Linked DNA regions of Mus musculus: all the other regions are linked to region 1. A link is a contact called in ENCODE Hi-C or POLR2A ChIA-PET data. All regions are on one chromosome and are shown on one strand. The core of a region is the stretch at or near the end of the contact, and the rest is flanking DNA. Distances in the headings are between cores, read along the strand shown. Region 1 holds the start of Endou (endonuclease, polyU-specific). Region 2 holds the start of Slc48a1 (solute carrier family 48 (heme transporter), member 1). Region 3 holds the start of Rapgef3 (Rap guanine nucleotide exchange factor (GEF) 3).

Region 1 (3,156 bases), core at 437-2,936:
TACGGTAGCATGCATGTCCCTGTACTCATACGTATAAACATAGACACACAAACATACACACAAATAGAGAGACAAGCAGACATACATACATACATACATACATACATACACACACACACACACAGATGGAGACAGGCACACGCAGACACACACACAGAGGCAGAGAGATGGAGACAGGCAGACAGGCAGATAGACAGACAGACAGATACACAGACACACAGATGAAATAGATAGGTAGGTTGTAAGTAGGCAGACAGATCAATAATGAGAATAGATATATAACTCACAGGGAGAATTGTTAAGGTCTAAACCCCGTTACAACATAGCACTTAGTATAAAATGGCGGCTGGATAGCTATCACCAAACAGGATACCCACTTCCAACATTTCTGATGGCTGCCTGCCCTGAGCCCTAGCAGCCTTGGCCTCTTTCCCTTAGCATTCTTTCCCCTCACCCTTCACCATGCACCTCCCTGGATCCTTCCCCACGCTGGTCCCAGTTTTCTGGAGTTTCCATAGTGGCTCCCTGGAAAAGCTTGTCAAGATAGAAGCCTAAGTGAGCATCTAGCTGCAAGAGAGCCGAGGAGGGGAAGCGGTGGGGTTCCTAGATGACCAGCAGATAGAAAATCCTGTTGGGGGTGCATTCCACCTTTTCTGGGTGCTTGTATACAATGCTGTGAGCATCCGTCTTAATTAAGGTTTCTATTGCTGTGGTAAAACGACCCGAAACAATTTGAAGAGGAAAAGGTTTAATTTGTCTTACAATCTTCCAGTCACAACTCATCACTGAGGGCAGGAACCTAAGGTAGGAACTTAAGTAGAAGCCATGGAGGAACGCTGCTCACTGGCTTGCTCCCGTGACTTGGTCAGCCTGCTTTCTTATACAACCCAAGACCACGTGGCCAAGGTTGGCACCGCCCACAGTGGGCTGGACCTCCCATGTCAGTCATCCACCATGGAAACGCCTCACGGGTTTGCCTATGGGGGCATCTTCTTCGCAGATGACCCTAACTTGTGCCAAGTTGCTGTAAAACCTAGCCAGAAGGAAATCCAAGTTTCTCCCCAAGTTACCTCTGCGTGAACGAGCTGATGACTGCTGACTTAGTGTCCTGCTGTCTTTCCCTCCAGATCCCTTAACTAATTTTCTCTGTGCTGGTCCATCTTAGGCTATAAAGTCCTAGGGGTTAAGAACGAGATCTGTGAGGGGAGATGAGCAGTCCAGAGAGGATGCACCTCTACCTCTTCAAGCATGATGACACCCAAGGGAAAATCCCACAAGCACTTGGGATCACGGAAGGGATTTCTATACTGAATGAGAAACGCACCAGCTATGTGACCACCGCCATTCGAATGGGAATCTAGAACTACAGTCTCCAGCAGGCCAGGTCTGGGACTGGGGGTAGGTGGGTGTTTAAAATAGATCATCCAAAGAGGAACACATTAGTGCTCCTCACTTGAATAGAGAACCTGCCAAACTAGGTTCATCTTGCTGCGTCTGCTAGTGTGGCCTATTTTCCAGCTACAAATAGCAAGCATTACCTGTTTTAAACATCTGGCATGACCTGCCTGCTTAGTCACCTTCTCTTAGGCTTCAAACAGCTGTGGGGCCCCTCCCCCTCCCCCTCCTCCTCCTCTCTACCTCCTATCCATCTGTGATCCCTCCCTCCCCCCTTTCCTTCCTGGAAGGATCCAGCCACACCAGATCCACAAGTCCTGGTGTCTTTAAAAGGATCGGCCTGAGGGATACGGCTCATCTGGGCACTGTGACGTTCATCTTGATTGTGGTGGGAAGTCCAACGGCCGCTCTGCTGCAGGTGGCATCATGAAGGCCCGTGTTCCTTTTATAGTGGCTATGCTCTGTGGTCTAGCCTGGGCTGGTAAGTCATTCTCTGGTGGGCACGGGCGTAGGCTGGGTTGCCTAAAGAACAGAGTGCTGGGGCATAACAGGATGAATGATGTCCTAACCCAGTGGACCATTTGACCTGCCCTTGCTTGAGGTTGCAGGATCAGGCTCTGAAGTTGGCTAATGATGTGGAGGGATTGCAGAGCTGAGATCTTGGAGGATCAGCTCCAACATCACTAGAAAAACCAGACTCCATACTTGGATGAGGTTTTGTTTTCTTGGGGCTACTACATGGTTTGGAAGGGAAGGAGGTTGCTGAGTTGGGGTTACCTGGATGCCCTTGGTCACTCGCTCTTCAGCTGCCTGGTGATAGGTGGGAGTTAGGAGATGGGTGGGCTCAGGAGGAAACCAAAGCCCCTGACTCAGAGGTGAGCCCTGTCCTACTTGGGAAAGAACAAATGACTGGTTAGTGTGATGGGGTGGGGGTGGGGTTGCCCCAGGTTAGGGGAGCTGAAAGGTAGAGAAGGGATGGGCCTTGCATTTGCAGGTAGTGATGGAAGGAGATGGGGACTGGAAGAGGAAAGGGACACTGTCCTGTTCTGTAACTGTGCAAAAGCTGCTACTGCTGTGTTAATTAGCGACTAGTGGGTGGTAGGGAGGAGAGCCAAGGGAGGGAGCTGAGCTCCAGGAGAGTCAGAGTTCCTGCCATTCCAGCCTCCCAGGGTGTTCCTGCCTCGGACTCTGGACAGGATCTGATAAGTCAAGGCAGGAGGAGCAGTCGAGGGCTCAGCCCGTTGGGACTTGTTGGGTCTGTAGCATAAAGATTTCTAGGAGGAGCTGAATTTTGCGATCTTCCCCATCAGGGGACGCACAGAGAAACCCCAGGGGGATTCCTAAATAGGGAAGGCATGGAGGGGAAAAGCCATTCCCATGGCTCTCAACACTACAGGCATCTCTTCGAGGACTCAGCTCTGCCTAGGGCTGGAATGGAAGAGGAGGAAGGGAAAGAAGAAGAAAGAAGCCTATGTAAGCTCGGGACCTTACCTCAGGTCTGCCCACTGAGGGAATAGAGGAGAGCGTGTGGGACTAACTAGTGTAGGAGGATGGATGGTCAAGGAGCTTGGGATAGGACTGCGTGGGAGACATCTGGTCCTTGGAGGAGGTCCCCGAGGGTATGGCTGTAGTGGTTTTAGAGGTTCAGGCAGCCCTGGGCTACTAGGGCTGAAAGTGATGGTTAGCCTCTGCTGTTACATGGATGGGAGGTGAGGGGAGAGGGGATGGAGAGACAGCAGCGGGCAGGAGTGAGCGTCCAGC
Region 2 (3,156 bases), core at 178-2,677, 53 kb before region 1:
TAGCCTAGGCTATCCCAGAACCCACTCTGTAAACTAGGCTGCCCTTGAACTCAGAAATCCGTCTGCCTCTGCCTCCCGAGTGCTGGGATTAAAGGCATGCACCACTGCTGCCCAGCATAAATTAATTCTTTCGAGTTACTCCATTTTTAGATCTTTGGCCAAGGATTTTAGCCATGGAATAAATGTTGTATCTTAAAACGTTTTCCTTACACATACTTTCGCCATACATATTACTTCATGTGGCTGTCGTACTGTTGGGTTAGTTTCCTCCATAGGGCTTTTAATGCCTTTAGCATGCCAACCTGAATCCTTCTGAGTTCTAGGGATGGAAATCGGGTCGGCCAGGCTAAGGCTGAGCCATCTTGGGGGCACATCGTGTGGCTGTTGAAACCCTGGACACATTATTTATTTACCGTAAGCCTCGATTGATTTTTTTCTAACTGTAAAATGGGCACAAATAATGTTACTTCAGAGGACTACTATTAGGATTAGATGACATAAGGAGAGTAGATTTGTTTAGCCCAGCAAAAAAATATTAAATGATGATAATACGTGTAAATAATATATTTGGCCTTCACACAAGAGAGGCTAAACGGCGTGACCCAAAATTACACATTAGAGAGCACGGCTGGGCCTTCGCCACCTCCTCGTCCCTCAGGGATTAGCAGATTCCCACTGGTTCCGACCAGAGCAGATGGACACAGGTGTAAAGGGAATGTCCAGTGACACCGGGTCCACAGTACAGTCCTGGTCTCGGCAGAGGGCCTCTGGGGCTGGAAGGGGGCTGGCTGATGGGTTTCCCCACGAACCCCACTTATTATAAGAGATGCGGTAATCCCGCACAGTGTGCGTGTTGAGGGAGCGAGGGTGGCCAGGAGATGGGCGCGCAGAGGACGCTCTAGTGGACACGGGGTGGAGGGTAGATTCACAGGGTGCGGGGGACGCAACAGCCCTGGAGCCGCAGAGCTGTGCGAACCACAGGGGCGGGCTGTGGGCACCCTAGGTCCCGCCACGTTCATAAGGCGCCAGGTCCCAGAGGCCCGGGCACTGCCCAGGAACCCGGGCCTGCGCTGTCTCCAGTCTCTCTGGAGTAAACAACGCTCCCACCCCCGGGCAGCGCCACCGCAGCCGCCGCGCGCAGCCCGCCCCGATCACCCCGCGTCCCCCGGGGATACCTGCGAGACCCCCCATCGCCGCAGTCCCCGGTTGTCGGTAGACCACCGTCCAGACGAAGAAGATGGAGAAGCCGGCTACCGAGCTGAAGCCGGAGTAGGCGGCGCGGAGGCCGAGCTGCAGCCGGGACGGGGCCATGGGGCAGCGGAGGAGCAACGCCGCCGAGTCACAGGTGCAGGGCCCGAGCTGGAGCCCAAGCCCCAGCCCCAGCCCGAGCCCGAGCCAGAGCCGCTGCCGCCCGGCGCTCCGCCCCCAGCCCGCCCCCGGTGCCAACGGCACAGCGCCCTCCCCGGCCGGAGGCCGCTCCCGACACCGCCGCTTGGCAAAGGCCGGCGACCCCTGGTGGAAGGGCAGGGTCCTGGCCTCATCCCCAGAACGCCACCTATCTAGCCTTGGCTGGCCTAGAAATACCGTCTTTACCGGAGCCGGCTACAATGATCATTTAAAAATATTTTGTATATGTGAGCACACTGTAGCTGTCTTCAGACACACACCAGAAGAGGGCATCCGATCCCGTTACAGATGGTTGTGAGCCACCATGTGATTGCTGGGTTTGAACTCAGGACCTTTGGAAGAGCAGTCAGTGCTCTTATCCGCTGAGCCACCTCTCCAGCCCCAATGAGCACTTTTTAATTTTTAAAATACTTTTGAATTTTTTTTTGAGACGTGGTGTCTCCACGTAGTCTTGTCGGTCTTGGAATTCCCTATGTAGGCCAGGTTGGCTTGGAACTCATAGAGACCCTTCTGCCTCTACCTCCTGAGTTCTGGGATTAAATTTTGAATGGGAAGTTCAAACTCATTAAAAGGACAAGTTAAGGCTATAGAAACTAGCCAGCTGTGGTGGTGCATGCCTTTACACTGGTAGAGGTGGAGGCAGAGGGAAGCAGATTTCTTTGAGTTCGAGGGAAGCTAGACCCAGTCACAAAAGTCACAAACCAAAACAAACAAGGAAAACCCATAAAACTGCACATGATGGCCCACACGTGGAATCCTGGCAATTGGGAAGTGGCCGAGGCAAGAAAACAGATCTGGGGAGCTAGTTTGATTCCCCAACTTGCCCGAAATTAAATAAGTAAAATAAAACTTGAAAAAAAATCTAAAATAATATAACAACAATTAACATATTCATTCTTTTTACCAGCCAGGTGGTGGTGGTGCTCACCATTAATCCCAGCACTCACTAGGCAGAAGCAGGTGGATCTTGGTGAGTTGGAGCCTAGCCTGGTCTACAGGGGTCAGCCAGGGCTACACAGAGAATCCCGGTCTCAAAAGACCAAAATAAGGGGAAAAAAATCTTTCTATCCATATTTCGAAGCAGTGGGTTTCCTTCCCAAAAGTTATACACACAGCACAAGATTGCTCCACACGTTTGCCACCATTTTAGTTTATTAAATTAAAAAGTGATCGTTGGCCAGGCAGTGGTGCCAAATGCCTTTAATCCCCGCATTTGGGAGGCAGAGAAGGGCGGATTTCTGAGTTCGAGGCCAGCTTGGCCTACAGAGCGAGTTCCAGGACAGCCAGGGCTACACAGAGAAACCCTGTCTCGGAAATTGTAGCTGACTCTGATAAAGACGCATTTCCAGGCCCGCCTAGGATCAGCTAGGTAGATGAGAGTCTGAGGATGAGCCTAGGACCCTACCCTTCCACCAGGGGTCGCCCGCCTTTGCAAAGCCGCTGTGTGGGGAGTGGCTGGCCAAACCCACTCGCCTCTAACACTTTCTTCCTTTCCTTTCCTCAACTCTCATGCCCCAATCCCTTGCAAGCCTTGCAAGCTTGCCCCTGCCTCTGCAGTGCATCCACAGCAGAACCGCCCCGTGTCTCCACCAGCTCAGCTGTCAGTATGGACTGCTGACAGGGAAGGTCAAAGCAAAAGCCGGGCTTCTGCACTCTTCAACCCAGAGTCCTCTGGCCGGGCCACCCGGCGCACCCTTAGACCTCACAGTGTGAATAACTAGCATCCTTTCACTACAGCAACAAGTACCA
Region 3 (3,156 bases), core at 169-2,668, 36 kb before region 1:
GTTAGTTTCAGAAAACTCTTTTGCAAGACCTACTAGGGCAGATCCAGCATCCTGACTGCGGCCACCATTTCACCTACAACTGCACATGCGAGACACTACCCACCCATCTCCTCTCCTTTTAAGCCAAGTATACGAGCTATTCTTCGAATTGTAAGGCAGACTTCTTTCTAGGTTTCCCTCTTTCCTCACAGGGGCAGAGAAATCTTCACTAGTGTGCCTCAAAGGGTGGGCACTACAGACGACCTGTTTGTTCAAAATGTTCATTCAAAGCTCAGACTTTCCATTTCATGCCAATAGGATGGAACCAGAATTTGAGGAGTTAAACCAGTCGTGCCCTTGGGGAGAGAAAAACTGTTGAGACACACACACATTTAAATTCAGTTTTTAAATGATGGTTAAAGTTCTCAGTTCTGGGTGGAAATGGGCTTAGCTATGCTGGATTTAGCCCTCTCTCCCGCTTCCTGGCTTAATGGCAGTGGGAAAGAAGAGAGGAGGCTAGAAAGCTTTAAAACGCTGGGGTGGAACCTGTGCCTTCTTCTAGACCCTCATCAATGTCCTGAGCAATCACCGGGCGCCACGGAAATCACCGTCCCTGGTCACAGTCTGTCCACTAGGAAGCAGGAGCGAGTGAGACGAAGTGCGAAGTGCCGGCCATCTGTGCGGAAGGGGCAAAGAGGCCCAGGGAGGAGGTGTGCTCTGCCTTCACCACCTAGCCGGGCATAGGGGAGCATTTGGGGGGCGGGGCATGGCCCCAAAGCCCAGGCTGTCTTTGAAACTCTGCAACAAATCCGAGTCCCGGCACAGTAAATCCAACCACTTGTCTCTCTCTCCATCTGGAATGCAGTCCCTCCCCGCCAGCCTCAATTTCCCCACCCGCGCCAGTGTATGCGTTTGGGAGGGCAAAGGTGGGAAGCCAGGCAACGAGATTCCCCCACGGGAAGGCTGCCCAGTTCCAGCCCCGGGCTGCTGGAAACCCTGAACCCAAACGGGAGGCCGGACGCCCCAGGCCAGGAAGCGGCCCCAGCCCGGATTTCCCTCCCGGGTGGGGCCGCCATGACTCACTCCCTCCCCCTTCCCTAGTTTCCTTGTTTGCATTTCTCCTCTTGGCCACGTGGCGGCGGGTGCAGCCATCACCGCCCCTAACCCGGCACCCGGGCAGCTGCAGGGGCAGATACCCTAAGGCACTTCCTACCCGCTGAGGCTTCGGGACAGGAGCTTGAACCCACTGACGTAGTCTCGGGTAGGGACTCCATCAGCTGTTGGTTCTGCCCCTTCCCCTATGCCCACCCCTACCGTAAAGCTCGTGCCTGCTCCCCGCCCCCTCGGCCTGTCCGGGGAGGGGAAGGGGCGGGCAGCGCAGGGGGTGTGACAGCTCCCGCCCGGACCAGTGCCAGCTGCAGCTTCGCTTGAACGCCCTGTGCCAGCTGGCTCTTACATCTGGGACGGAGGCGGAGGCTTGGAGTTCTTAGCCTTTGGGAAGGGGTGGGGGCTGCCCCACACCCCCAGCCCTCTATTCACCCAGGACAAACCCTATCTGCCTAGCCCTGCATCTTGCTGCTCCAGGCAACCTGTCTGACTAGGGGCTGGCCCTTCGCTGCATCTCGGGACTCACACTCATACCGCTCCAGGGATCCTGCAGCCTCTTGCTAGGGCGAGCACCGCGGTGTGAGCTGGAGAAGAAACATGAAGGTAAGGTGGGCCGGAGTCAGGGCCAAAGAAAGCTGCTGGAAAGGGCGGGAGAGGAAGCCGACACGTGGGGGAGTTTGGGTGGGAGAGAGTGGCGGGGAGGAGAATTTGAGGAAAAGCTGCTTCTGGGGATCTAGTGTGTGTACAAAGGTGGACATGCCTTCAGGACATGGGTAGTGAGGTGGGGCCGAATTCCAGCCAGAACTGAGAAGAGCCCCATCGTTGTGAGTTGAGTGGAGACCCCTAGGTGCGCCAAGCCAGCAGGACCCGGGGCAGGTCTTCCTGTCCCTCCCCCGGCTCCTGGCAGGGTTGCCGCACCTCCGCATGACCAGTCCAAGTCCAGAGGACGCTAAGCCAGGGGTGGTAGTGGGGAGGTCCAGCTCCTCCGGCCGATGGCTGTCCTCTTTCCTCCCCACATCACAGGTCAGCTGGCCAGGTGAGAACCACTGGCAGGTGGGCCCAGCTGTGGTGGAGAGTCCAGCTGTGGGGGCACCGCAGGTGGGAGGTCTCCCGGACGTGGTTCCGGAGGGCACGCTGCTCAATATGGTGTTGAAGAGAATGCACCGTCCCCGCTGCTGCTCTTACCAGCTAGTGTTCGAGCACCGGCGCCCCAGCTGCATCCAGGGACTCCGCTGGGTGAGTACCGGCCATCTGCCAGGCTGGGTCAGGGCTGGAAGAGTCGGGATTGTAGTGCTGGTGGGCCAGGCAGCTTTCTCCAGAGCAAATTCATCTGGGTGAAGAGAAGGCATTGAAGTTTGGTGGCAGTGTGTGTTTTGCTGGTCACACAATGAGCCTGTATGCCTGTATGCCCCGTGTGTATGGCATGCTGCGCTGCCCCATTCAGCCACCGGTGGGTGAGCAGGAAAGGGTTTTATCATTTATCCATCACTTCCATGTGCCAGGCATGGGCTTACATGTTTGAGTTCTTTCTGTGAGGCAGTGGGAGATGTGGGGCTAGGTCAAATGGGGGTGAAATTAGCTTGGTTACTGTTCCTGACACATCACCGTGGCAACGGTCTCCTTTTGTGAACAATTGAACTGGGCTGAATCTGTTTTTTGGCTCCTGGGGTGAGGTATTTGCGTGGATAAAGCTTGGCACCGGCCACGGGGGACTGAAGAGGTTTCAGGGTGGAGAAGGACTGCTGAAGGAAGCCAGTGAGAAAGACAGGGCTAGGGAGGGGGAAGCCAGGAACCAGGCTCCAGGCTCCAGGAGTCTTCTCTTTCCAACTACTGGGCACAACAGTCCTGTCTGTATGCTCTCTCTCTCTCTCTCTCTCTCTCTCTCCCTCTCCCTCTCCCTCTCCCTCTCTCTCTCTCTCTCTCTCTCTCTCTCTCTCTCCCTCTCTCTCTCTCTCTCTCTCTCTCTCTCTCTCTCTCTCTCTGTGTGTGTGTGTAGGGGGCAGAGGGTACTGTGTGGACGGTGGAGAGAAGACAGGAATGGGTGACAGTCTTAGAGAGGATCATCTCTCA

Evidence for each region. Hi-C counts contacts between places; a loop is a spot of excess contacts on that map. ChIA-PET counts read pairs that join two places held with the same protein, here RNA polymerase II (POLR2A).
Region 2: POLR2A ChIA-PET joins it to region 1 with 11 read pairs in Patski. The contact joins the promoter of Slc48a1 here to the promoter of Endou in region 1. A Hi-C loop is called at or near these places in 2 of 37 maps with a recorded cell type or tissue (heart and mouse trophoblast stem cell). POLR2A ChIA-PET finds 5 or more read pairs at or near these places in 2 of 5 experiments (Patski and embryonic stem cell).
Region 3: a loop to region 1 is called in a map of left cerebral cortex, with 2.5 times the contacts of the local background. The contact joins the promoter of Rapgef3 here to the promoter of Endou in region 1. A Hi-C loop is called at or near these places in 22 of 37 maps with a recorded cell type or tissue (CH12.LX, T-helper 1 cell, T-helper 17 cell and 6 more). POLR2A ChIA-PET finds 5 or more read pairs at or near these places in 3 of 5 experiments (Patski and embryonic stem cell).

The regions. Positions count from the first base shown.
Region 1 is chr15:97,729,935-97,733,090 of GRCm38, reverse strand. It overlaps Endou (endonuclease, polyU-specific), which reads left to right and starts at 1,686. Exons shown (of 10, transcript NM_001168693.1): 1 at 1,686-1,876. The coding sequence starts at 1,822.
Region 2 is chr15:97,782,636-97,785,791 of GRCm38, reverse strand. Slc48a1 (solute carrier family 48 (heme transporter), member 1) reads right to left here and starts at 1,427. Exons shown (of 3, transcript NM_026353.4): 1 at 1,176-1,427. The coding sequence starts at 1,311.
Region 3 is chr15:97,765,928-97,769,083 of GRCm38, reverse strand. It overlaps Rapgef3 (Rap guanine nucleotide exchange factor (GEF) 3), which reads left to right and starts at 1,418. Exons shown (of 28, transcript NM_001177810.1): 1 at 1,418-1,689; 2 at 2,110-2,322. The coding sequence starts at 1,684. Rapgef3os2 (a long non-coding RNA gene) reads right to left here. Exons shown (of 3, transcript XR_384421.2): 2 at 1,193-2,416; 3 at 247-709.